2 separate regions of the Homo sapiens genome follow, and region 1 is linked to region 2. The links are chromatin loops, found by intact Hi-C in ENCODE. Cell type or tissue: heart left ventricle. All regions are shown on one strand. Region 1 has its middle 6.4 kb from the start of SFMBT2. Region 2 overlaps SFMBT2 (Scm like with four mbt domains 2).

Evidence for each region. A loop is a pair of places that touch in the nucleus more often than their neighbours do. Peaks named below come from ENCODE experiments on the same cell type or tissue, not always from the same donor. Only the 100,000 strongest peaks of a DNase experiment are listed, where the experiment ranks them.
Region 1: a loop joins it to region 2, with 3 times the contacts of the local background. A loop is called at or near these places in 11 of 110 quality-filtered maps.

What each region holds. Positions count from the first base shown.
Region 1 is chr10:7,416,134-7,418,633 of GRCh38, forward strand. No RefSeq gene overlaps it. Among named protein-coding and RNA genes, the nearest start is that of SFMBT2, 6.4 kb to the left of the region's middle. In heart left ventricle, a CTCF peak has its summit at 1,138 (motif pointing left); no DNase peak of the experiment used is centred here.
Region 2 is chr10:7,203,864-7,206,363 of GRCh38, forward strand. It overlaps SFMBT2 (Scm like with four mbt domains 2), which reads right to left. Exons shown (of 21, transcript NM_001387889.1): 12 at 1,952-2,065. Among named protein-coding and RNA genes, the nearest start is that of SNORD129, 18 kb to the left of the region's middle. In heart left ventricle, no CTCF peak of the experiment used is centred here; no DNase peak of the experiment used is centred here; H3K27ac peaks cover 1,109 bases.

The sequences.
Region 1 (2,500 bases), 210 kb after region 2:
GATTAAATGACAGAGGCCTTTTAAAGGACAGAGTTACCGAGCAGGGACTGGCTCTCAGGCCCTTTTAAAGACAGCAAAAATGAGACAGAGGATTTATTTAGTATCTACTTTGCTCCAGACACTATTCCAGGTATTTTTTACATATATGATAACATTTCATAACTCCTAGTCTGTATTATGTGTAATATCCCTTTTAAATGGTTTGAAAATATGTTTTAAATGTATATTTCTTTACACATAAAGCTGAGTCCTCATCCACTGTCACTGTCATTGAAACACAGGTTGCATCTCGGTTTTTTCTTGTGGAACTTGAGTTGTCTGGAACCATTTACACTTTCTAATTTTACCCCTTTATGACTGAGGGTATCTATTGGCAAAAACACACACACCCCAACTGGGTGCAGTAGCTCACACCTGTAATCCCAGCCCTTTGGGAGATTGAGGCAGGAGGATCACTTGAGCCCAGGAGGTGGAGACCAGCCTGAACAACATATCCAGACCCTGTCTCTACAAAAAATAAAAATTAGCTGGGCATGGTGGCATGCACCTGTAGCCCCAACTCTTCGGGAGGCTGAGGCAAGAGGATTGCCTGAGCCCAGGCAGTAGAGACTGCAGTGAACTATGATCATGCCACTGCACTCCAGCCTGGGTGACAGAGCAAGATCATGCCTCAACAAACAACCATAAACACAGTGCAGGTCAGAGATGTGGGTCTGTGACCCTAGAGCAGTATTTCCTCTGTGAATGATAACTGGCCTGAATGAGGTTGAATTTGACACCATGTAAAAGCATCAAGAGTCCCATTGAATTTATACTGCAAAATAGACTAAACAAACTAAAACAAGCGACCAAAAATCCCACATGAAAAAGCACTTCCATGAATAAGCACAGTGGACAATTTGTTACATTCACCCACTACCTTAATAAGTGCCCGGCTATGGTATACAAGAGGAGAGATACCAGTATTAGGGAGCTGGACTATCTCAGCTTTCATGTAGCTTCAGCATCGCCATCCTATTTGTTTTCACTGTGTAAGCTGCTTTAGATGATCTTAGTACAGAATAAATCATTATTATCATGATCAAAGAAGTGATAGTTAGTAGATCTACAAAGACTTGATTTGCAGTGCCATCTACTGGAAACAGACATTGACTTGCTTTTAGATTTTTTAGATAGTTTTTTGTTGTTGTTTATTTTATTTTTTTAAATAAAGAACGTTGAAGAATACAGATATCAGTAGTAAGGGAAGAATTTGGTTCTTACTATATTTGATTATAGATGATGGCTTAGAAGCCCTAGCTACAAATAAGCTGAATTGTATTCTTATCAAATCATTCATCCTTTGAATGTTAGACATAAAGAGTACTTACATGTTTCTTTGAAAAGTAACATTGCTTCCTTTTCTTAAAATGAGTCACTTAAACCAGTTTTTAATATAGCACTATGGTTTTTTTCTTATCCCTTTAAAGATTGATTTTTTTTAACCCTTGTAAGTGCCTCTGAAATGGATATCGTTGCTGAATTCTTGAAGATTTTCATTTTAATTTCATACCTTGGGGATGGGGGAAACTCAAAAGATTTTTCAATCAATTTTTTGAAGAGAAACTTACATAAATTAGATATAGAGGAAGATTAATGAAAAATAAAAACCAATCTCTGCTTACATTTTTCTCATTCAACAAATATTTACTGAGGACCAGATGTGTGCCAGGCACTGTTGTAGGATCTGAAATACAGTGAACAAGACAGATGAAGCCCTGTTCCATGACACTTATAGTTCATCAAGGACAGATCAACACCAAAGAAATGAATATCTAATATGTCATGTGGATGTCAGTGCCATGGAAAAGAGTAAAAGCAGGGGGAGGTACAGGAAGTGACAATGACAAGTATGGTGTTGGGGGAGGATGACGTTTTTTATGAAAGTGGGTCAGGGAAGTGGCATTTGAACAGAGAGCTCCAGACAGCAGGAAAAGTAAGTACAAAGATCTTGATATTGTCTTGGCTCCATTGGAAAGAAAGAATAAATTATACAAAAGTTTGATGATATTTAACACCACAGGCATAAGCTATTAACTTGTAACTTCTAACTTAAGCAAGAAGTGCCAGTATTCCCAGATGGGAGAAAACACAGAGTGGTCAGTTCAAACACATACAGCAAATCCAAGCGTTCTCCAAGGGATCAAACCCAGTTTCCCTGAATTTAATTAGATTCTTAGGTTGAATGAGCCACAAAGGTCACCTGGTCTGCCATCTCTCTCATGCCCAACTCCCCTCTACATTATCTATATTAGTCTGTTTTCACACTGTTATAAAGACATACCCGAGACTGGGTAATTGATTTATAAAGGAAAGAGGCTTAATTGACTCACAGTTCCGCAGGGCTGGGGAGGCCTCAGGAAACTTACAATCACAGCCGAAGGGGAAGAGGCATGTCTTATATGGTGGCAATAGAGACAGAGCGAAAGAGAAAGAGAGAGCATGTGTGTGTGTGTGAAGC
Region 2 (2,500 bases):
CACCACCATGCCTGGTTAATTTTTTGTATTTTTAGTAGAGATGGGGTTGTGCCATGCTGGCCGGGCTGGTCTCGAGCTCATGACCTCAGGTGATCCACCCGCCTCGGCCTCCCAAAGTGCTGAGATTATAGACGTGAGCCACCACGCCTGGCCAGAATCTGCATCATTTTAAGAGACAGGGGAAAAGAATGTCCCTGGGATTAAAATAATTATTGTACACTCAATGTTTTAGAAATATTTTTAAGTAAGGGGAAACGATTACTCCAACTGAATCAGATCCATTGGGCAGGATGGTTTAGGAAAAGGAGAATCCCATAGAATCCAGCTGTCTCTAATCTGAACTACCTGCTTGTTTCACACACATAATGTCCTCTGGTGCTCTTAATAATGCTAACTAGAGGAGCCCTGAAACTCTGTCGCCATCAGGGAATGTGAAGTCAGCTATGCAATGGAACTGTGTTTCCAGCAACGTTGTGAGAGTCTACAGAAGTGGCCACAGAACAGGCTGTTAGGAAGAAGTAAAGTTGGTGCCTAAATTCCATCAAGAAAATGTCAGAGACGGAATCTCTTTAACAGTTAAAACCTGTTATCTCTAAGGACTCATCATTTTAAATAACACTTCTGATATGCATTAGGGTAGAATAATAAACGCAATGATTTATTAGGTTAGAAGATTTTTAAATGGTACCATTTTGTGACAATAACCTACAAAAATATGTTAAAACACACTATTAGCCAGGCGTGGCCAAAGTGTAATTCCAGCACTTTGGGAGGCCAAGGCAGGCGGATCACTTGAGGTCAGAAGTTCGAGACAAGCCTGACCAACATGGTGAAACCCCATCTCTACCAAAAATATAAAATTAGCTGGGCATGGTGGCGCACGCCTGTTATCTCAGCTACTCAGGAGGCTGAGGCAGGAGAATCTCTTGAACCCGGGAGGTGGAGGTTGCAGAGAGCCGAGATAGCGCCATTGCACTCCAGCCTGGGCAACAAGAGCGAAACTCCATCTTTAAAAAAAAAAAAATTTTTTTTTTGCATGTATTTAAATGTGCATGTGCGTGTGTGCACACATGTATGAATGGGCGTTTACTGCTGGGTTAACTGTTAATATTGGTTATTTGGTATTTCTGTAACCAAAGGGACGTGTGGTAATATACTTTATAAAGTACAGTTGAAATATCAGTGATTAGTTAGTGCTAAGAGTAGGCTGTTTATTTTATTTATTTTTTGAGACAGAGTCTCACCCTGTCACCCACGCTGGAGTCTACTGGTGCTTGGTTGCCATCTTGGCTCATTGCAGCGTTGACCTCCCGGGCTCAGGCAATCCTCCCACCTCAGCCTCCAGAGTAGCTGGAGACACGTGTCACTCTGCTTGACTAATTTACTTATATATGTACTTCTTTTTTTACGTATATACAGTATCTCACTATGTTGCCCAGGCTGGTCTCAAAATCCTGGGCTCAAGCATTCTCCTGCCTTGGCCTCCCAAAGTACTGAGATTATAGGAATGAGGCACTGTGCCTAGCCTGGTTAAGTGTTTATAAGAATGTCAGTATATTATTGGAACCAATTAAGATTCTGTTAGGAGAAGCTACATGAGAAAAATCAGTTCTTTTAAAGAAATGGTAACACAATAATATAGTATCTAACATATTTTTTCACATCAAAACAATGAATTGTATAAAAAACTGAGAGTGATGATTTCAGATATTTTTCCTCTGCCTCTCTGTGACTTTCAACTGTCCCTCACTGTTAAAGTTTGTCAACCTGTGACATCATCTCATGCAAACACTTAAAGATTAAGCGAGATCATGAAAACATGGGTTCTTGGTGGAAAATCAAAAATCTTATTTGTTCTTTAGAACTTGGTTATAATTTCTTTATGAAGCTGCCAATTTATTCACAAAGATCACTGGTGTCATCCACCCCCCCTCAACTGGGAACCACTTACAGACTGTTTTGTGTGGTGCAGTCAAAGGATAAGAATTGGCTTCACACCAGCCCACTGGGAAGATGTCCATGGATTCCACATCAACAATGACCTCTGGAACAGGAGTCTGCAGCCCTGCATGGGAAGAAGTTGAAACAAGAGGTACAAACAGATCTTACCAACAAAGAAATAGAAGGACAACAATAATAGAGCATCCCTAACATGGGGAAAAACATTCCTTTATACATTAAAAAACAAAAACAAAAACAAAATAGCCATATGGAAGAGATGACTTTAGAGGAGTCTTTAATCTTATCAGAGACAAAACTCCTTGAAATATAAAAAGGCAGGAATAAAAGGGGTTCAGAGAAAACGAAGGTTTGGAAAAAGAGAGATACTCTGCCCTAAAAGTAAAAGAGGAAGAAGGACCGTAGGAAAAGATTGGCATCGGAGCAGGATTGGCTGAAAGAGAGAACAAGCATCCCCCTTTCCTAAGAACAGCTCTGGGGTTAAGGGAATGTATCGGAGCTTGGGGTGGGACCTCAGGGCCCACATCTAAGCCTTCATGAT